Regions from separate parts of the Homo sapiens genome. Here region 1 is linked to region 2. Evidence: chromatin loops called from intact Hi-C (ENCODE). Cell type or tissue: sigmoid colon. All regions are shown on one strand. Links, peaks and the distances in the headings refer to the core of each region. The heading gives the core; the rest is flanking DNA. Region 1 holds the start of LINC01797 (long intergenic non-protein coding RNA 1797). Region 2 has its middle 51 kb from the start of LINC01799.

Region 1 (11,717 bases), core at 1,250-9,249, 160 kb before region 2:
GCGATTTGTTTCTGCAAGGATCAAAAGTGTGCGAAAGTGTGCATATGCAAACGAGGCTCCCATCAGGAAAGCCACCTCTGGAATGTAAATGACAAAGCTTGGAACACACACAATCAATTATTTTCACCAGCATTTAAAATATAGAAAACAAAATCTGCTTTGGGAATTGACTGAATATTTTATTTAGCTTTTTTTATTGAGACATCCTTTGAAAAATGGCATAATATAAATAGTTTTACAAAGCAACAATATAATCAATCTCTAAACTAGAATATAAATCAAGGATTTCATTAACTGCTGGTAGCCAGTTTAAATTGTAGTCTTGTCCATAATGTCTATCTATCTATGTATGTCCAAGTTATATTAAAAACCTTTAAATGGCTTTGTAATATCAGCTACATCTAGCTATTATAATAATTAATGGTACTGTTTTATAAATCAATACATGTATTCTTGATAAATTCATATCCAGTTAATGGTGTAATTTAAATAAAAAATTAATGTAATAAAGGACATACAGAAGCGGGCAGGAAATCTTTAAAGGTTAAGAGCCAAATTTGTCTAAATTCATTTTTAACCTGTTTTGGAAAAGTTTATATTTAAAATCAGCTGAGACTTACCTTGTTTCTGTAAAACTAATCTTGCCATTTCTGGTGGTATCTAGTATTAAATTTGTAAGGTGTTTTCTGACGTTGTTTTAATTACGTAGTTACAATACTGTGGAATATTTTACTGTCGTTGCACTATTTTGTGACTATTGCATATTCTTTAGTAAAATAGAACAAAACAAACTAAAAACATCACACCAGCAATTTATTTTTAATACACAAATGCATGTAAATGATTTATTTTTTGAAAATCTCCAAAACTATACACACATTTTATTTAAGGGGAAAAATGACTGACTAGTTCAATAAATTTGCATGTGGAAGAGCCGAGCATTTTCACTGCTTCCGCTGAGTGAACATTCCAAGAATTTTAGAAAGAAAAGAAAAATGCATGAAAGAGTCTGAAATGTATTTTAACGCTGCACCCGGGTACAGGAACATTCTACCAAAAGATGAGTGTATTACAGTTCTAATGTAAAGAATACATACCAAAGACATATTTAAAAAATAACAAGATTTAGAAAAACAACTGAAGGTTGTATGTTATCAAATACAATATCAAATCTTTCCAAATAAAATTTCATTTGGTTCATAAGAGTACGCGTTTTACAAAAAATATCTTTCAAAATTATGCAGACCAGTCTGCCCTGCCATCCTCCTTGACATGATGCAGAAATGTTCCTTTAATCCACTGAGCTTTTTCTGACATTTTTCTTAACATTGCTGAGCCTTATTTAGAGCACCAAAGGAGGCGTGTGCAGTTTTCTTTGACACTGATGGGTATTTCAAAATGTTACAGAGAGAGGGGGGAAAAAAAAGAAAGAAAAGATTTGCTGCCAGTCACTTCATCAATAGAGCTACAGAAGCAATTACTATTTGTTAAAAGTTTACATTTCAAATGAAGCTAAATTTTAAAGAAGTCTCATCCTTTTAGAAGGACTGGTGCTTGGAAGAGAGAGGAAGAGAATGCACATTAGTGATTACATGTTAAAGTGCACTCAAGTACTGGAACCATTTAAAATGTATTGTGTTTTTAGTTGAAACCTGCAGCAAAACCACTCCTAAGAGGCTTAATTTAGGTTTTATAGGAGGAACATAAAAAAGACCAGGTTACAGCAACATGCTGAAATATGGGGTACATTTTAAATATCTTCATTTAAAAACGTATGTTTATTTCCCCTCCTGGGATCACTAACGTGTGTCTCCACAGAGAAAGCAAGGACATGCATTCTTAAAAATTATCTGTTAAAGGGATCACATTCCAAGACAGGTTTGAGCATTTTTATTACTACAGATAACCTCTTAATTGTGTCACTGCCTTCCACTTGTTAATCAGGGACATTCAACATAGTTAACCATGCAGTGGTTGTCTTTAGAAGAATACATTATCATTAAGGATTAGAAACACATTTTATTCCTATAATCATATTGCATGTATGGTTTTAGCACTGCTAAAACCCTATTTACCTGCTTTAAATACATAACACCTAAGAAAGGATTGAGATGCCTATAACAATGTTGTTCACTACTTCAAACTATGCAGTCCATGAAAAGCTTTAAGAGACAGATAATTTTACTTTTCTTGTCCCCCTCCTCCACCTCCCCCATGTCCCACGCAATTCCTATTTGAATTGATTTTAGGTTTCTTGTGTAGCCACCAGCATCTGAGATACTCAGGTACTCTTTCAGAGACCAAGGTGTAAGTGTGAAGTAAATAAAATCATGTTTCACTGTTGCTTTATCAACCCTCCTAGGTAGTTTTTCTGCCAGCCAACCTGCGCTGTTAAGACCCATAAAATTATGCAATAGTGACTTCTTTGGAGGTTCTCTAATCAGATAATGGCTGGTGTTGGGAGGCAAGGGCCCAAGGCAATGTTGCTGGTACTTAACACTGTGGTTGGTCATTACTTGTCTAGTAGAGACCAATAAACAGCTGATTACTGTCCTATATGGAGCCAATATTTTACATTTATCCTAGTTATTTTTTCCTTTTCTTTTTAAGTTCTTATAACAGGAAGTATTTGTCAAGAAGATATATGAGTAATAGCCTCCCAGGCACCTTAAAAATAAGAATTTTCCTACCATGAAATGATGCCTTTTGTGGAAAGGTGGGAATGATTCTGGTTTTTACAAGAGCAAAGGTTTGATTCGTTTCAAGCCCACTTCTTTCAGACAGGGACACTCCACGACACCATCCCTGCTGCTCCTTGTCCCTTTCCCCCTCTATGACAGGTTCACAGGCTGCAACCAAGGGATTTTAAAATGCAAAGGTTTACATTCATATTTGCACTCTGGCAATAACAGGCCCATTTTGCTTCCTCTGTAAGCCTGTGATAATTGATGCTTCATACCTGGAACTATGTTTCATTTATCTCTTTACTCATGAAGATAGTATATAAATAAAAGGTAATGTATGGAAAGGAACCAACCATCTGAAATAATAGTCCTAAATCCAACTAGATAATCTTTTAAAGCTGTAAGAGTCAGAGATGGAGATTTCTAAACTTTCAAAGAAAACTTGATTGCAAATGAGAAACCTGTGCATTTTTGAATGCTTATTGAATTTGAATGTCTGTGTGGGCCAAAAAGAATCAGAGGGACAAATGGAAGGCAGGAAAGAAAAGGTGTAAATTTTAGATGTGTTTTAAATTAATGTATTTAATGACATATTAGACTCATTACAATTTTATTGACTTTCCCTTTACATTTGAATGTAATTTTTTACTAGCCGATGCAAGCTGCAAAATGGCGAGTCTTCTAAGGTGCCTTTCCTTCCCTGGGATCCTCATCTTAGAATGAGCAGAGGCACATCGATAAGAACTGGACCTTGATTTCACAACCTCATACAAAGCCAGGCAATTCTTGAGCCAAACAAAGGGGGTGTAAGCTATTTCATTTATTTTGATAATCCTCCTCTTGCACGGGAGCATTTTGCTGTCTTTGTCAAAGTGAATGACAACAATTTGGCCAACTCTCTCTGAGCTGCACTCAACAGTGACAGGCAAATTATCAGAGGCCCTGCACTTCTTATTATCAGAGGAGAAGCCATCAGGGGGACGCATGGAGGATACCTCTCCCTTGTCACTATTTGTCAGTGGGACAAGGGCCACTGCTATGGGTAGCTGACAGGTAATTTCAACAATAACAATTACTCCTATTACTGGTGTCATAAACAATTCGCCCAAGGCATGACAATAGCAAAGCTTTATAATTCAATGCCATATAAATAAATGCCAGCAGGTAACAAGTAATTTAGCTCCAATCAAGCTTTCACCCCGGCATTAATATTGTTATTGCAAGAAAATGGAAAATTGAAAAAATTCAATATGTTAATGAATTAAGAGAGGTTCAAGGGCTAGACAAGACGAGTTGGAAAAAGGAAACAAAAATTATTGTGGTATCATATTTGGTGCCATCCTGGAGGCCAAACATCAGTATAATTACTTTAAGACAAGAAGGGGAACTGGAGTGCCTTAGATCTCAGAGCAGGGAAAAATGTGACATGAGCTTTCAAAAAATCCACCTAACTCCAATTTCTGAAGAATATAAGGAGAAATATGAGAGTGTATATATATAATGTAGCATTTCACTGGCTTTCTTTTTCTACCTGAAATATTTCATATGAAGCAGAAGCATGAGTATCAAAGAAACGTTTCCATCTGTTTAAGAAAATTGTATCAGCACCTGCTTCCTTTACATTAAGTCTCATAATGAAACTATTTTAATAATCCTTTTTTTTTTAATCTGGGGTGAAGGTAAAGCTGAAAGTCATCTTTGCTCTCCAGCTGTCCACCTTTTGGAAGTGGACTAGAGGATACAGTGTTATCTTCATACGTAAAACTTCCTGATCAAGCCAATTTGCAATTTTAGTATTTGTCCAGCAAGACAATGTGCCATCATGGTGACAGCAGTAAAAGAATTTGAAAATCTCTAATTAGGAGAGCTGCACACCAATTAACGCATGTCAAATTTCACTTCATCAAGTGCCACTCTAATTTTCCCTCTAAAAATTAATGGATTTTTTTTCTTTTGGTATGTGTGTGTGTCCCCTTAAGGCAATGTTGATTCAAATCTGCTCGAGATGCAGTGTTGCACAGCTAAGCATCTTCTTGATTACAATCCGCCACACTTCTAACTGCGCTCATTCGCACTGCCACGGATACTTTGTCAACAGTCAAATTACACCACGCTGATAACAATGCATAATGGTGTTCCTCCTCCAGTCCCCTGTCAGGAGAGGGGCTTCATAAAAATGTGATGTTTTCTTCTCAACTGTATCTAAAGGAAGTTTGTATGACCAGGTCCCCAGTCAGGTGTTGATTTTTAAAATTAGTTTGTTAATTTCAAAAAAAAAAAAAAAAAGAAGAAGAAGAAGAAGAAGCAAACTGATGGCATATAAAAAGTCCTCATTGAAAAAAAAATCAGCAAAGAATGAGGAATGGAGAATATCTATGGCCAAAGTTTTGCTTAAACACTTTGTTCTGAGACATTTTCAAGAGCACTATTCTTGGTTAAATACCAGATTTTTTTTTTCTTTACTTATGGTCTATAAACATTGGAAGCCTCTCTTGAACAGACTGTATTTAGATTGTGCTAGAAGTTTGTTTAACTGCCATATTTGCCAGAATCCTCAAAACATCACAGGACATAGAAGACAAATGACTTTGTGTGTTGCGGGGAGGGGGGTGGGGGGGAGTGCGTAAGGGGGTCAGGACTGTATATTCCAGATAAATGTTGATTCACTTTTAACTATTTTTTATCCTAGTTGCTTGTTGCAGATTGGTGTGTCTGAGGCATCAGCACGCGTGGTAATATTTCTCACTGAAAAATGAAAGAAAGAAATGTAGTGATTAGAAGATGATTTTACATTTAGTCTTTTTAGAGATTATTTAGATTTCTTATTTTTCAAAAACAATCAGAACCAGAACAAAAACAAGGAAATTAAACAAAATTTTAAATATATTCTCTCATAGATTCTTCAGGGAGTAGAGAACATTCACACGGGTTGACATCCCAGTTTTCTCAGCATGTAAGCATATTGTAATCCTATTTATTCACTAAAAATTTAAATTCATGAGATCTACACTTTATTTTCTTTAATCTGCAGGCCGAATACAGCTTCTTATTCACTGATGACTAACTCAAAATTTTAAAACGATATTTTTAGGTTTGTATTTCCGAATATTAAAAGTGTCTTCCTTATCTTATGGCCCCACCCCAGCATGTTCTTAAGTGGTCTATTTCAAACAAAAGAAAATGACATCCCCCTTTCAACTAGCCAAACATTAGATTCTCTCAGAACTGATTGGGGGTTCACTAGAAGTTTTGCAATTAGATTCATACAAATTGAATTATTTTCTTTTTTTCCAAACATCGTTCTTAGAACTTTATAAATATAGCAATACTGGCTTCACAGTTTCATGTGGCTCGTTTACAAATAAAGGTATTTTAATAAAACCAAGTTCTGTGTACCTTTGAAAAACAAAAAGCTGGAACAATCTCACATTAAAACATTACAAAAGGATTGTAAAGGGAAATTTAAAGGGAGAAAACTTGATCATATAATGCAATCCAGCAGTAATCAATTTTACCTTCAATATCTTGCTTTTGTTTTCAAAATGCTAAATAAACAATACATAATGCATCCCTCATCAGCCAAACCATGGAGGCTCTGTGCTCAAATAACAGGAAACATATTCAATTTTCCTAACAGAAGACAGTTCATTAAGCTGTGCCACATCAAATAAAACTTTAATTTCTCCAGCATCAGAGTCGCAATGAAAGCAATTGAAGAAGATGAGCCATATGGTACTTCTATCAGCAAACACATATTGCTCATTCCCCCAAAGTTTTCTAATTCTGCTCCCCAGACCTGTGTAATATAGATAATGTGCTCCGAGAGCAGCAACCATGAGCTATCTAGTGTACACTTCCAATACTGTATTTAATGGGAAATAATGAATCATAAAAGCCTAGAGAAGACGGCTTTTGCTAACCTAAATCTCAGCTGTAATTTCATTGTTCTGTGCCTAAGATGCTGTTTGCCCTTTCCAAACAACAGCAGTTGAACATAATTATGCTGCTTCGAAGCTGGGTTTGAAAAAGCATCCCTAATATAACCAACTTTCTATTAACTCCTGAAATTCTGAATTTAATGATGCACTGATACAGGCATTGAGATAACCAAGCATGTGTCATTTAAAAATCCAAACAGCATTTTTCTCCTTCTTCTCTTTGGTCAGACTGCTCAATGCTTTTACGCTTCCTCCTCCGCCCCCTGCTTGCGTCCATCCCCCACCCCACACCCCACCCCATGCAACAGGAGTGGCATGATTAAAAATGATGAGATTTTCTTGTTATTAGCAAATTTGACATTTGCCTGATGAAATGCACATAAAATGTGAAAGCTACACAGTACTCAGAAGAATGTCTCCACTCCAATCCTAGCTACCAAGATGAAATAATTTAGGTAAAGGAAATGTAAAGGTCCTTGTACATCTCTTGCTGCAGAATGCTAGGGTTGCGTTATAAATGAAAGAACCAAATATTGCTGAGCTTTTAGAGTGATAGTATTTTGACACATGTGAAGCACATAGTGTTTCTTCTCTCACCTTAGCTGCTTTGACAATTTACTTAAACATAATACACATGCTCAAAAGCAGCAATTTACATGTCGTGAGCCCAGCCTTTCTCTGGTTTGAGATCTTGGGGCTGGGGCTTTGTTCATTTTTAGGAAAAAATGTTGCTTTTTCCTCTAACTAGGTCAATAATTCCAGCTTTTCCATTTTTAAAGCTTATCAAATCATTATTTTACCAACATGATGCTAATTTAGAACATCATCAGATAACACCGTGGATACATATTGAAAACATATTTTAATGGTTTTGTTTGTTTTGGCATCATATGAACCAAGAACAATTAAATTAAAAAGAGACTTTTAAAAGTTAGAGATTGCCTTTTTAAAGCTTATTAAAATCAGCATGTTAACATGCCTGTCTCTGAATTAGCTCTCACACTTGATTGCCATCATTAAAACGAGTTGTTCGGGTGCTGCTCAAAGCCGATTCTTACTAGTTATTAACTTGAAATCTCTTTCCATTGAAATGTAAAAAAAAAAAAAAAAATCATTCTCACTAGTGGAAGAAACAGTCACCAAAACATGAACTAGCACAGCAAGCCAGCAACATTAAACCACGAAAAGACCAACAGGTAAAATAACTACAGTAACATCTAAAACACACTCAGGGAAAAAAAAAAATCACAACAACAACAAAGAAGCAGTTCATTGATTATATTTCATGAATGCCTTAAAACAAATGTTTAAACAGTTTTCTGAAACAGTGCAGAAAACCTCTGCATGCTCCACTGGGTTGCAATGACAATGGTCTATTGCAATGTAAAACACGCTGGAGGATAAAAAGGTGCTTTTTGTTACCATTTTATCAAAGCTGTTCATCTTCGAGCTGCAGGCAGCATTTTGCTGGAATTGCAGATATTTCTCTGTCCAGGCTTCTTTGTTTGTGCATCTCATTTGCATATATTTATCTCCAGCTGAGGGTGCGTTCTGCTCATTAAGGCCTCCCTTCACATTATTTCATAAGCCAGCTGCTGAGAGGGATTTCACCTGTGGTGACTGAGAAAAGAGGGGTGAAAAACTAAATTCTTCATAAAAAGGAAATCTTCAGAGTCTCTTCCCCTATAAATGGGCACCATTTGTGTTAAACAGCCTCTTGTCATGATAGATGCCTCCAGAGGTCAGGGGTTAAAGTTGATTTGAAGGTCAGCAGTAAAACAACAGACAAACCAGACGCCAAACTGGTTCCTTAGCTGTCGGTGGGAGCTGTGGTACAACCAGGTCTTGAACCTTTTTCAACCTCTAATAAAACAGGGGATGAATCTGAAGTGGATCAACCAGGCCCCTGAGGAAGCAGCACAGAAAAACACAAATAATATCAATATCAGGCAGCCACAGGGAAACAATGGGGCATTTCTCCGTGCTACATGCATGCTGCTATTGTTTCAAGGGCTGGGGAATTAATTCCACTTATTTATTTAAGGCGTGTCAACTCACTGCCTAAACCTGTTTCAGTGTCAAGATGGATAAAACTTTTATGGCTCATAAAATAGAGCCATTCATCTCAATGTTCTTTGTGGTGGGTTTTCTTTTCTTTTCTTTTCTTTTCTTTTTTCTTTTTTTTTTTTCTGGCATACTGAGCTAGACCTCTGCTCTGAAACGGTTACATCTGAACCCATTGCTGCTATGATCCACACCATTTAAAAAAAAAAAAATTATTTCACTGGCAAATGGATCTCAACAGAAATGACACAGGGAAGCATTTTAGCTACGATGTAATAGCTCCAAAAATTCTTCTAAACAGTCTGCATGCAGTTGCATCTGTTTTGAGCATGCATTATTTACAAAGCAGAAGTTTTACTATTTTAGAGGAAAAGTTCAAAAGAGATAGCAGTAAAGATATTAGTTTTCTAGAATACTATGTCACATATTTCATTTTACTTTAGAAATGCAACCTTGTTAGGATAGCTCTTTCCCATTCATCATTTTTTGCCCAAGTTTCCACTGTTCCGTAGTCAGCTTATACTGATGTAATAATCAAATGCCTTCTTTAACTTGACTGCTCAGAATTTTATGTTTAATTTTCTGCATAAAATAGCACACATAAATGGAAAAGAAAATGCATTTATATGCTTTTTGTATTATACATTTTTTAAAAGTTCAGTTATAGAATTAATTTTACTTTTGATTTTCTGACAAATGACTTTAATAATAATATAAATAAACAGGTTAACATTTCTAAAGTGCCACACACAATGTGAAGCACATGTATTTTCTCATGCAATTATTAATTCAATCTAAGTCACACAGGTCCACTTAGAATGGACTGTAATAACACTCTTTATTATCCACAACATATTTTAGTTGAAACAAAATGTTCCAGTCACACAATATCATCACCGTAGTAGATCATTATAGCTTTAACAGATGACATCATGGGAACACAGTTGCTTTATATTGAAATGAGTAAAAAGAAGCAATTTGATGATATTTCACAAATTTTCTAATCACAGCCTCAGCCATGTATATTACACGTTTTTGCTCCATTGTAATGTAAATTGATTTGTGGAGGATTCACTTACTGTCTTATCCTAGTTGCTTTGTTTTTGAGTTCTCTATTGAATATTGTAGACTTTACATATGATGCTAGATTATTTCTGATGTAGTCAGTTGGTAGGTAAGGGTTTTCCCACATGAACTCAAGTTTTTCCAGTAAGTAGATCATTTGAGAATGGCTCCAAATAAAAGTGGTGCTTTCACATTTTGCTGGTACACAAACATATGGCCCTGAGGAAGACGGATTCATTTTGGGGTGCTAAGCACTGCTCAAGATGTAAGTGCTTTTTATTTCCCATTTGAACTGGTGCATGCACCTTACAGATGGACCAGTTGCTTTACATACTGGTGGCCCATTTACAAAGCAGCCCTGTTTGAAAACAGATGCTTTCAAGTGGGTCACCAGGCTCTAAGAAAAATATTTAAACCCTTAATTATTGGCTTTTGGTCGTCTATGGCAATGTGTTCTCATTTAAACATAGAGCAGGGGATTTTTCTTCTATAACCAATTACAGTTTAAAAAATGCAACGAATCTTGCTTCACACAAGGAGCTTAACTTGTGGTTGGAGAAATTTTCCAACTTATTAAATGTTGTTTATATCCTCATTTTTGTCTTCCCAAAGCATTTTATAACTCCCTCTGTAACTGACTTATCAATTTTCTTTCTGACCTTTCATATTAAATTTAACCACACCCCCACCCCCAAACCCAGAGCCTCCAAGCAACTAGCCTAGAGCAAAAATATACAATTTACTCTCTCCATATCTCCACCGACGTCTTTCGTTTTTCTTGTACTCTAATCTAATCGGTAATTCGTAAGCTTTGGCCAAATAGTTAAAAATGTTAAGTGCTAGCAAAGCCTTTTACCTCCCCCTCAGATCTGTCTCTGTTTATGGAATGGGTCCCAGTTTCCTCCTCTTCTCCTTCAGCCTGGGGTCTTCAGGTCAGAACACAGTAAATACACACAGCCCTTGCTGGACCCATAAATCTGAGCAAAGGGCAGGCCTATATATTCAGATAAGCAGGGGCAGAGATAGGGGCTTGAAAGGAGGGAGAACTAGCGGAGTCTGAGGCTCTGCAGCCCTGTTCAGAGAACTGAACTCAAAAGACCAAGAATCCTTAGTGCAGAAGGAGGAATTTTGCCTTGAAACATCTCCCCTTATTTCTAATGGATGAGATTGGCACTGCTTCCTCTTCGTTTATTTTATTTTTTCCACGTTGCTTATATTCACATCCTTACCAAATGTATTATCTTAAAGGCAATCAAGTTAAACAATAAATTTAATTTATTTCCAATGTCTTTTTTTCTTAAGTGTGTTTGTGTTTTGACCTGTGTGTGTGTGTGTATATCAGTGATATGAACTGAAGTCATTTTACTAGAAAGTCTTCTCTACTGTAATTTTTCAGTCCCAAAGTTTTTGACTGTATAACTGTATTCTTACTGACCACATTGAATCCCCAAGAAAAATACCTCTAAAGGAGGAATGACAAAGTGACAAATAAATGCTTACATATCCTTCAGTCTTCCAGGCTTCTATTTTATTCCTGGGTTCAAATATTTTCTGTTGGATTTTCACTTCTTGAAATTTTCAGTGACTCCTGGAAGACCACCCTTCTTGGGGGATGTACCCATTGTGACCACAGATAATGTCACCATGGAAAATCCTGGGCAAGATGACCATGGCTGAGAAGGTCCTTTCTATCACACTTGACAGAATCACTGCCTGATTCTTCTTTAGATGCAATGAGTCACACCACAGATTCGTCTGGGTCATTTCAGACTCCAGGAAAATGTGTCACTCGATTTGTTTCCGAGCAATGTTTTGTATTTTATTGTATACATGTATATCTAATTGTAATCTGATTTCTCTAGGTTATTCTTTTTGGCTAATAGAGAATAGATTTTTAAAAAATGCTAATTCATGTTCCTCAAAAGGGGCTTCTTTTTTTCTTTTCCTCGGTTGAAAAGTTAGTGAT
Region 2 (11,717 bases), core at 2,399-10,398:
CGAGTAAGGCCAGTGGAGTGATTAGGAAGAGGGACAGAAGGGCATGTCTAAGCTGTCACAGCTGCAGGTCCACTCAGGGCTGAGCCTGGAACCAAGCAATCATGACTTGATGCCAGTGGAGAGAATAATTGTGTTGATTGACATATGAATTTGAATATAAACACTTTGAAATGTTTAATTTTGAATTCACTTGGCCCTTTATGAACGTTACACATAACTTAATTTCCAAAAGTATTTATCTGATTTTAATTGTATATAAGATGATAATACTGGTTTCATTGCTAAGGGTATCTCTTTCCTGGCCCACATACATTATTTTTCTTTTTAGCCTTTCTTTAAAATGATGCAAGGGGAGATAGTATTATATTATCTAGCACATTTAATGCAAACCAGATATGTATTTTGAAAATTCATATTTTTTATTTTTTTAGAAACAAGGTCTTATTTTGTTGTCCAGGCTTGAGTGCAGTGGTCACTGTAGCCTCTAACTTCTGGGCTCAAGGGATCCTCCAATTTCAGCCTCCAGAGTAGCTGGGACTACAATCATGCACTACCATGCTTGACTAATTACTTTTTTATTTTTTGTAGAGTTGGGTCTTGCTGTTTTGCCCAGGTTGATCTCAATCTCCTTGCCTCAAGCAATCTCTCTGCCTCAGCCTCCCCAAGTGCTGGGATTACAGGTATGAGCCACCACACCAGATCTTAAACATGTTTACTAGACACATTAAAAGCATAAAAAGAATTACAGAAAATTATTTTCAATAATATATTTTATTTAATCCAATGTACCAAAATATAATTTCAACATTTATTCAACATAAGACATTAATAAAATATCTTTACATTATCTTTCTTGAACCAGGTCTTTGAAATCAGGAGTGTATTTTTACATTCATGGCACATCTTAGTTCCAACTAGTCACATTCCAAGTGCTCAATGGCCACACGTGGTTCGTGGCTATCATGTTGTGGGGGCACAATTCTAGCGGCTAACAGTCACCCCACTGGTCATATTCTGGCTCTCTCGCCTTTTAGCTGTACAGACTCAGAAAAGTTAGTTAACCTCTGTCAGCCTCATTTTTCTCGCCATAAAGTAGAGATAATAATAAGGACCAAATGAGTTCATGCATGAAACTGCACTGAACCTGGGCACAGTTTTGAGCTCCTGGGATGCCCTCAATAAATTTCAACCATGCCAGGACTATCACAGCAAAGCTACTGCCTACCCTGGCTTCCATCATTCAGAACTTGCCCAGACTAAATATAATGTTCAGTTTCTGAAAACATTAGACTCTCCATTTCTCTCTATAATTTTTTATTATACACGTGTAGAGACACACATCTATATTATATCTTTATTTTAACCTAGCAATTCTCAATTGTTTATGCCCCACACCCCCCACCCAGGGAACATTTGGTAATGTCGGGAGATGTTTCTGTTGTCACAACTCGGGGTGGGGTTGCTGCTGGCAACCTAGTGGATGCTGCTAAGCATCTTACAACTCATGGGGCAGCCCCTCCATGACCCCAAATTTCAATAGTGCCGAGGGTTAGAAACCATTTTAACCAGACTAAAATGTGGACACACATGTGTATATGTGCCTTTATTATTCTTTGGTGTCGTTTGGGACAATTTAGAAGGTAAATTATAAGTAAACTATCATGGGAAGACACCCATCCATGATCCTTGTGATGTCTGTTACTTGTTGTGTAGAGGGTCTCTGCACAAGAAATTCCCTATATAGGCTTCTTCAGGCTTTCAGGAGGGGAGGCAGTATGGTTTAGGGAGTCAGATGTGGGAGGCAGATGAGCTCCCACACTCCTGTGACCTGCCACCAGTCAGTGGAGGCTCCACCATTGTGGGGCTGATTGGAACATGACAAGGATTTGGCTGCCACTGGACTTGCTTGCTTGCCAGGAGCGAGTGCCATGTGAAAGCTGACAGCTGCCTTCCTGCCCCCTGAAGTCTGCAGGGTCACAGGAGCCAAGAGAAGGAGCAGCAGCCCCGCAGTGCCAGCTCTGGGGCAGGTGGCCCCATGAGGAGGGCCCTTCCCACTACTCCCCCCCAGTTATAAGCTGTGACAGATTTACTCAATTCACTCCAAGACTGCTGAGAAATGGTTCCACCGCCCCGCTTGTAGCTCGTTTTAGAGTGCCCTGTTTATTCGCAGGGTTTCCTCGGGGATTTGTAAGCTCCAAGCTACAAGGGGAGTGCAACAGCTTGCTTTTTCTCCTTTGTGTTCTCTTGGGAAGTCCTTGCCGGGGTTTCTTCTAGTCTTGGTTTCTACAGTTGTGTGCTTTTTCCTCTTAGTATTGTGCTATTTTCCCTTGTTTTTTTTCCCGTTAAAGTCTTTTGAGTTTCTTGGGTTCATTTTAGAAGTATCATTGTACACTGCATTGGCATTGAGGCTCATTTCATAAAAAGCCCCAGTGGATGGAGGGTTTCAGTTTCCTTTGCTCTAGATTGTATGGAAAACTCACTTGTGGATCTTCTTGCTGCAAAAAGCTGCTTTGATGCTTTTTTGGTTTCTGCCTTCTTAGGGGTAGCTGTTTTATTTGTGATTTCCTGGCTAACTGTTGATTATGTCTGTCATTCCCGGTGACTAGAAAGGATCCCTCACACTGCCCTCTGTTCATGAAGGTGGATGTGTGGTTCTGGAGAAATACAACACTGTGAAGCAACTTCAGCTTCTCATGCTGTACCTGGTAGCAGGGCTGGTATAGCAGAGATGCCTTGACTGCAAACTGCAGTGGCCACTGGTTCTGGTGACCTAGTTCTAACCCACCCCAGACTAAAAGACCACACTCAACAAAAGAGTATGAGCTGGGAGCAGAATCCCCTTATTGTCCACTAAAATTCAAAGTAAGCACGGGCCCCAAAAGGAAATATTCTGGCTTTAAGACCATGTCTGGTGAACAGATGAATTAAAGCCAAGCGGCTGGCTAGTTGCCTTGCCAATGCTGGGGAGCAATTCCTCTCCCGCGTGGCTCCTACTCTCACCGAATAATCAGGTTCCTTCTGGCTACCTGGAAAATGCAGAATCAAACACCTGTTTAAGTAGATGTGGTGAGCTCTGGGCCTGCCACCACCAATCCATCTGCAGTGCACGACATAACATTCACCAGCTGCTTTACTTAGCATGAGGTGGGAGCACGACGCTTTGATGAAAGCATCAACAACACACTTAAACCACCACTGAGTCCAATGATTTCCACATCAGTGGGGAGGCACAGGCTTGCAACCTGGAGTCTGCCAAGGTTTGCCCAGGCTGGGGGATGGGAGGGAGGCTGCAGGAGCGCAGCCTAAGCCCAAGTGAGCCTGGGCCCGCTGCTGACCTCCTGAGACCTCGGGCTGCAGCAATCCTTCTTCGGGAGCAGACTGTGGCTTGGCTAAGCCAGCATTTGGATTCTAGAAAAATGAGGGCATTCTGTGGAAGCAGCCATGGAGATCATCATTTTACACAGAGCAGTTCTCGCCTTTGTCTGGGTAGAGCTCAGCTTATGGAGAAAGCCTGAGGAAAGGGGAAAGGTTTTATTTTTTGCCTCTGCATTTGGGCGTGTGTTTGCGTTTTGTGTTTGTGTGTGGCGTTTTCATTTTTCCTTTTGGTTAAGGAGATGTTGAATCTGCGCTCCTTTAATTTTATTGTCACCATTCTGGTCCTAATAAAAATGGTCTTTAAACACAATTAATCATGTGGTGCAAGGCAAACAGCATACTCATTCCCAATACACAGATTCCCTATATTCTCAGCAGCTGATGCCATTCTAGAGAATCTCAGGTTATTTTGAGGGGTGGTGCCAGAAGAAATATCAGAGCCTGCTTCTTAAAACAATTTATGAATAATTGAGTAACAACAAGGGAATCGCTCATCTTTTTTTCTGGCTTAATGTTTGCATCAAAGCAGAATCAGAAATGGAACTGAATCTTTTACTGAGTGCTTAGTACGTGCTAGGCACTATTCTAAGTATATTCTATTAATTAAGTAATTTAATCTTCACCAGGCTACAAGGGAGATATGTCAGTTTTACAGTTGAAAAATCAGATGCACAGAGAGGTTAAGTAACTTCTCAAAGGTCACATTGCCAGCAAGTGCTGGAGACAGGCTGTGAATCAGGGCCATCTGGGTTGAGAGCTGGCAAACCAGGCTGCATCCCAGACTGCTGGAATCCCATGCTTGTATCGGTTTAGAAATGAATTCATTTGTAAACATTTCATGATGAGGCAATTCTAAAGTACATGCTTCCAACATGTAGGCAACTCTTTCTCAGGAAGCCTAAGTGCTTTCTCCTAAAAGTCTTACTCAGGATCCTGGAGAGGGGAGGTTTTGAGTCATCACCTCTTGTTAACTGGGTTCTCACATACTTCAGGGGCTATCCTAGTCCCCTGGGTGATTTCCAGTCCTATGTACTTTGAACTGCTCAGAACTCTGTAAGCAAAATTGTTTGCTGATGTGATGTGCAAGAAATGTGGGAATGGCACAGTGTGGAAAAGCAAGGACACATTTCCAGCCCCCTGAATGGTTTGCATGAGGAGAGTTGAGGCTGCCTCCCCATATGTTTGTCTTCCTCCCACCTCTAGTTGTCTGCTTCCTTCTGGAGTTGCCTGCTATCCTAATGTGTCCCAGGTATCCATTTGTTCCACTAGCATCAGGGAGCAATTGTCTTCAGCCTATGGAGTGTCACTGTTTGACCCAGGGCCCAAATCAAAGTCTTTAGTTACCACACTTGACAAAGGGATTTATCACCAATGAAAAGACAAATCAATCTACTGAAACTTAACTTGGTATTTCTCTGGGAGTCATACCAAGGCTCAGAAGGTCACTCTCTAGCATTAAAAGACCAAGGTGTTCCAAGACCAATGCTATCCATTATGACTTCCCCATAGCCAAGAAATATTCCTTATTGACTAATAACATAAGGGGGAGAAGAATGAGGGCAATGGAGGAGAAACCTTTGCAGTGAATTGATCTTTCACACATGTTGGCTGAGGACCGGAGACCAGGATGGGCAAAGCCTTGGTAGGAATCCCCACCTGCTCCATATGTGCCAGAAAAACTCTGATTTTAACATAAGGTAGACTATTTCCTACATTTTACTTAATTCAATTCCAATGAGAGGAGAAGGCAGAAAAAACAAATACAGGAGACATAGAATGTAGCATCAACTCTCCACTGATTAATTGTGTGATCTTGAAAAAGTCACCAAAGGGCTCTCAACTCAGTTTCCTCACACACCTCATGAGGGATTGGGCCAGATAATCTGTTATCTTCTGCTCAGCAATAATAGTAATAGTTATAATTTCAGTGTGTGTGGATGGAGTTATGCTTCCATTTTTCTTTAGGAGTCTAAAGAAAGTTAAAGTTTCTTCAAATCGTGAAAAATTTAAGGAGCAACCAAGTTTATCATTTTCACTGCATATCATGTGTGTATATATATTCAACAGCTGGAACATAATATAACATTTTTTTTTAGTAATTTCAAAACACATGCCATGTGCTGAATGGAGATTTCTAGGACTTCTACAATTGCTAACTTTAACACTCACCTCTAATATATTCCGACTTAAAGTGTGCAACCTTGTTTAAAATGCACTGCTAAAGCATATATTTTCATGTATTGCTATGTCTGAATGCATGATAACCAGGTTGAAAATCAAATTATCTGTGTTAGGGTGAGTATTATAGTGTGAATACTGCCTGCTGTGCTGTGAATGAATCTTGTAAACACAATCAAATGCATCTTTCCCTTTCTCACGCATTCAGACCCCCACCCTGCTTGGAGAGGCAATTCTTCACCTTCCGCTTCCCATTGTCACAGCAGTTCATGTTTATCGTGGGTGACATCTTCAGCTTCCATGCAGCGTGAGCTATGCCAGGTTGCAACTGAGCTTTCTCCTCCAAACATCAGCCTTCAGATTAAAGCTGTTTCACGAATAATGAAAAATAAATAAATATCCTTATTCCAGAAGTTTGTGAAATGCTTTGTTTAACTACAAGTGTCTGCTGAGAAATTTCTGTTCTCTTAAACTGTTTTATTGAGGGCAAAGGGTAGGTGTTTAAAGGGAGCCATGTTTGCTCCATTGAGAATTTACTAAATTATCCAAATAGTGGAGGAGAGGGATGCTGTGTGACATTCAGAGAGGACCCCAAACTTCAGGAAGCGGCAAGCCAGCAGACAGCCAAGAGCTTTCAGGGAGGAGAGTGAGTCCTCTGCTAAGTCACAAGCCCTGAGAACGTGCTTTTCAGTCACGGCCCCACAGCTGTCTAAACACTTTGTGAGCAGCCATGATAGTCATTCATGGAGTGCACAGCTTAGATAATGAAGAGGCACTAAGAGAAGACTTCATCTGAAGAAAGAGGCTCTATTTTTCCAGTGCCATACAAGGCAAGATTGCTGTGAGATCTGAGCAAGGGATGACCCACGCACAGTTGTCCTGGATCTCTCCTCTTGCTGGCAGCATCCTTGCCTGATGTTGCCAAATCTCCAAAGTTCGCAACTGCAATGTTCGGAAAGGGAAAATAAACTGTGAATTATGGGGTTACCCTGACCAGTTCTTTCCGTAACAACTCAGTTAATCTCTCCCTTAGCAAAACAGTAAAGGTGCTGGTATTAGAGATGGATTGCTCTCTCCTTCCCTGCCTTTTCTTTCTGCTTTTCATACCTGTCCCTACCTAAATTCTCAGCACTCATTGCCCACAAAGGACCTACAGCTCTCAAACAGTTCTCCACCCACTTCTCACTGCACAGCACCCACGCTGGGCAGCCCTTCAATACTTTCCTGGGCTCCTCACTCTCCCTGTCTCCCTGTCTGTGGATCTCTGGTCAATCAGTTATACACTTGATCTTAGCCAAAAAGCTGAGACGTGAGGATAAATCAGTTCTGATGTCTGAGTATCTGATGGGGTTTCATGGATCACCCTCCTCAGGCAGGGTTCCCTTCTTCTCAGAAGTGTTCAATGCCGTTGTCCAAAGGAAGAAGCAATGGTGACATTACAGGCATCGGGGCAGCCTGGGATCCTTTTAGCTCTGGATAGTAAAGCTGCTTCATGAATAATGAAAAATTATTATTCAGGCAGCTGCCTAACCACAGACTAACCCTGGGTGTTCCGGGGAAACTTCCTTGTTGATTTATCATAGACTTTGAGGGTTGAATACTTGCAAGCCCTCTCAAGAATAACAGGAATCATCATTCAGGGATGTGTGACCCCACTGATCCCCCAGTCTTTTCATGCAGTGAAAATAAGGCTAGAATGAACCTCAAGTTAAATTTTAAAGAAGAGGAAAACATCACAATAGGAGATCCTTTATGCTCAGTGTGGACAAGAAAAGGGGGTTCTCATGGCTGATGATGACGCTGTGTTATTAGCAGCCTGTATACAGGACAAAGTAAGTTTTTTAAAAAAGTATCTGACAGAACTACCTCCATTCCTCTGTAGACTTCTCCTCCAGGCATTGACTGATGTCAGCAAAAAGCAGTCCAGGAAAATGCTAGAGAAATGCAGGGATCAGCTTGGAACATGTAATCCTGAAGATGACAATGCTTCTTCATTTTCCCCTGCACCCTCATTTCCACCATGACCCCACATTTTTAAGTGTGCAATCTGTTTCACCCACTTAAGATAGACCCATTAAGATAGACCCTCCCTTAAGATAGACCCATTGTCTGAGGAAGAATAAGTCAGGACTCCTCCACTTTTAAACAATCCCCAAAACTCAAGGCTTGGTACTTCTGAGGACTCCATCTGGGAGACTTCAAGATGGAAAGGAGTTCAGAATTCCCAGAAAAGCATGAAAAACAGGAAACAGGATCCCCTACGTCCTCTGAGCCGATACTTCACATCCATTACTCAAAACTCAGCAAAGAATTGGGCCTCTGGCCAGATCTTCCAATACTATGTTGAATAGGAATGGTGAGAGAGGGCATCCTTGTCTTGTGCCAGTTTTCAAAGGGAATGCTTCCAGATTTTGCCCATTCAGTATGATATTGACTGTGGGTTTGTCATAAACTGCTCTTATTATTTTGAAATACATTCCATCAGTATCTAGTTTATTGAGAGTTTTTAGCATGAAGGAATGTTGAATCTTGTCAAAGGCCTTTTCTGCATCTATTGAGATAATCATGTGGTTTTTGTCATTGGTTCTGTTTATGTGATGGATTACATTTTTTGATTTGTGTATGTTGAACCAGCCTTGCATCCCAGGGATGAAGCCGACTTGATCATGGTGAAAAAGGTTTTTGATGTGCTGCTGGATTCAGTTTGCCAGTATTTTGTTGAGGATTTTTGCATCAATGTTCATCAAGGATATTGACTTGAAATTTTCTTTTTTGTGTGTGTGTCTCTGCCAGATTTTGGTATCAGGATGACGCTGGACTTATAAAATGAGATAAGGAGGAGTCCCTCTATTTCTATTGTTTGGAATAGTTTCAGAAGGAATGGTACCAACTCCTCTTTGTACCTCTGGTAGAATTCAGCTGTGAATCCGTCTGGTCCTTGGCTTTTTTTGGTTGGTAGGCTATTATTTACTGCCTCAATTTCAGAACTTGTTATTGGTCTATTCAGGGATTCGATTTCATCCTGGTTTAGTCTTGGGAGGGTGTATGTGTCCAGGAATTTATCCATTTCTTCTAGATTTTATAGTTTATTGGCGTAGAGGTGTTTATAGTATTCTCTGATGGTAGTTTGTATGTCTGTGGGATTGGTAGTGATAACCCCTTTATCATTTTTTATTGCGTCTATTTGATTCTTGTCTCTTTTCTTCTTTATTAGTTTGGCTAGCAATCTATCTATTTTGTTAATCTTTTCAAAAAACCAGCTCCTGGATTCATTGATTTTTTTGAAGGGTTTTTCCTGTCTCTATCTCCTTCAGTTCTGCTCTGATCTTAGTTATTTCTTGTCTTCTACTAGCTTTTGAATTTGCTCTTGCTTCTCTAGTTCTTTTAATTGTGATGTTAGAGTGTTGATTTTAGATCTTTCCTGCTTTCTCCTATGGTCATTTAGTTCTAAAATTTCCCTCTTAGCAATGCTTTATCTGTGTCCCAGAGATTCTAATATGTTGCATCTTTGTTCTCATTGGTTTCAAATAACTTACTTACTTCGGCCCTACTTTTATTATTTACCCAGTAGTCATTCAGGAGCAGGTTGTTCAGTTTCCATGTAGTTGTGTGGTTTTGAGTGAATTTCTTAATCCTGAGTTTTAATTTGATTGCACTGTGATCTGAGAGACTGTTAGTTATGATTTCCGTTCTTTTGCATTTGCTGAGGAGTGTTTTACTTCTAATTATGTGGTCAATTTTGCAATAAGTATGATGTGGTGCTGAGAAGAATGTATATTCTGTTGATTGGGGTGGAGAGTTCTGTAGATGTCTATTAGGTACACTTGGTCCAGAGCTGAGTTCAAGTCCTGAATATTGTTGTTGATTTTCTGTCTTATAGAGCTGTCTAATATTGACAGTGGGGGTGGGGTGTTAAAGTCTCCCACTATTATTGTGTGGGAGTCTAAGTCTCTTTGTAAGTCTCTAAGAACTTGCTTTATGAATCTGGGTGCTCCTGTCTTGGGTGCATATATATTCAGGATAGTTAGCTCTTCTTGTTGCATTGACCCATTTATGATTATGTAATGCCCTTGTTTATCTTTTTTCATCTTTGGTGGATTAAAGTCTGTTATGTCAGAGACTAGGATTGCAACCCCTGCTTTTTTTTACTTTCCATTTGCTTGGTAAATAATTCCTCCATCCCTTTATTTTGAGCCTGTGTGTGTCTTTGCATGTGAAATGGGTCTCCTGAATACAGCACACTGATGGGTCTTGACTCTTTATCCAATTTGCCAGTCTGGGTCTTTTAATTGAGGCATTTAGCCCATTTACTTTTAAGTTTAATATTGTTATGTGTGAATTTGATCCTGTCATTATGATGCTAAGCTGGTTATTTTGCTCCTTAGTTGATGCAGTTTCTTCATAGTGTCGATAGTCTTCACAATTTGGTATGTTTTTCCTAGTGGCTGGTACTGGTTGTTCCTTTCCATGTTTAGTGCTTCCTTCAGGAGCTCTTGTAAGGCAGGCCTGGTGGTGACAAAATCTCTCAGCATTTGCTTGTCTGTAAAGGATTTTATTTCTCCTTTGCTTATGAAGCTTAGTTTGGCTGGATCTGTAATTCTGGGTTGAAAATTATTTTCTTTAAGAATATTGGTTATTGGCCCCCACTGTCTTCCAGCTTGTAGGGTTTCTGAAGAGAGATGTGCTCTTAGTTTGATGGGCTTCCCTTTGTGGGTAACCCAACCTTTCTCTCTGGCTGCCTTTAACATTGTTTCCTTCATTTCAACCTTGGTGAACCTAAAGATTATGTGTCTTGGGGTTGCTCTTCCATTTTGGTATTCTCTGTATTTCCTGCATTTGAATATTGGCCTGTCTTGCTAGGTTGGGGAAGTTCTCCTGGATAATATCATGAAGTGTGTTTTCCAACTTGGTTCTATTCTCCTGGTCACTTTCAGATTCACCAATCAAACATAGGTTTGGCCTTTTCACATAGTCCCATATTTCTCGGAGGCTTTGTTCGTTCTTTTTCATTCTTTTTTCTCTATTCTTGTCTTCACACTTTATTTCATTCAGTTGATCTTCTGTCTCTGATATCCTTTCTTCTGTTTGATCGATTCGGCTATTGATACTTGTGTATGCTTCACGAAGTTCTTGTGCTGTGTTTTTCAGCTCCATCAGGTCATTTATTTTCTTCTCTAAACTGGTTATTCTAGTTAGCAATTCCTGTAACCTTTTATCCAGGTTCTTAGCTTTCTTGCATTGGGTTAGAACATGCTCCTCTAGCTCAGAGGAGTTTGTTATTACCCACCTTCTGAAGCCTTACTTCTGTCAATTTATCAAACTCATTTTCATCCAGTTTTGTTCCCTTGCTGGTAAGGAGTTGTGATCCTTTGGAGAAGAGGCATTCTGGTTTTTGGAATTTTCAGGCTTTTTGTTCTGGTTTTTCCTCATCTTCATGGATTTATCTACCTTTGGTCTTTGATGTTGGTGACCTTTGGATGAGGTTTCTGTGTGGATGTCCTTTTTGTTGATGTTGATGCTATTCCTTTCTGTTTGTTAGTTTTCCTTCTAACAGTCAGGCCTCTCTGTTGCAGGTCTGCTGGAGTTTGCTGGAGGTCCACTCCAGACCCTGTTTGTGTGGGTATCACCAGTGGAGGCTGCAGAACAGCAAAGATTGCTGCCTGTTCCTTCCTCTGGAAGCTTTGTCCCAGAGGGGCACCTGCCAGATACCAGCCAGAGCTCTCCTGTATGAGGTGTCTGTTGACCCCTGCTCCGAGGTGTCTCCCAGTCAGGAGGCACGGGGTTCAGGGACCCACTTGAGGAAGCAGTCTGTCCCTTAGCAGAGCTCAAGCACTATGCTGGGTGATCTGTTGCTCTCTTCAGAGCTGGCAGGCAGGAATGTTTAAGTCTGCTGAAGCTGCACCCATAGGTGCCCCTTCCCCCAGGTGCTCTGTCCCAGGGAGATGGGAGTTTTATCTATAAGCCCCTGACTGGGGCTGCTGCCTTTCTTTCAGAGATGCCCTGCCCAGAGAGAAGGAATCTAGAGAGCATCTCCTTTTTATAGAAGAAGGAATTCAAACACAGAGAGGCTAAGAGCTAGCATTTACATGTTTACACATGCTACATGGGAGAATTAAATCAGCATGAAGCCAGAACTGGGCTCCCATGTCTTATCAGATAGTCTT

Evidence for each region. Hi-C counts contacts between places; a loop is a spot of excess contacts. Peaks named below come from ENCODE experiments on the same cell type or tissue, not always from the same donor. Only the 100,000 strongest peaks of a DNase experiment are listed, where the experiment ranks them.
Region 1: a loop joins it to region 2, with 5 times the contacts of the local background. A loop is called at or near these places in 3 of 110 quality-filtered maps.

Annotation. Positions count from the first base shown.
Region 1 is chr2:66,691,867-66,703,583 of GRCh38, forward strand. LINC01798 (long intergenic non-protein coding RNA 1798) reads left to right here. Exons shown (of 6, transcript NR_110156.1): 6 at 3,337-3,722. LINC01797 (long intergenic non-protein coding RNA 1797) reads right to left here and starts at 11,361. Exons shown (of 3, transcript NR_110265.1): 1 at 11,252-11,361; 2 at 8,045-8,242; 3 at 5,164-5,429. In sigmoid colon, for the core only: no CTCF peak of the experiment used is centred there; DNase peaks (open chromatin) are centred at 2,436 and 4,749; H3K4me3 peaks cover 5,573 bases; H3K27ac peaks cover 262 bases.
Region 2 is chr2:66,847,398-66,859,114 of GRCh38, forward strand. No RefSeq gene overlaps it. Among named protein-coding and RNA genes, the nearest start is that of LINC01799, 51 kb to the right of the region's middle. RefSeq lists an enhancer at 4,340-4,634. In sigmoid colon, for the core only: no CTCF peak of the experiment used is centred there; DNase peaks (open chromatin) are centred at 2,976, 3,274, 4,134 and 6,444; H3K27ac peaks cover 733 bases.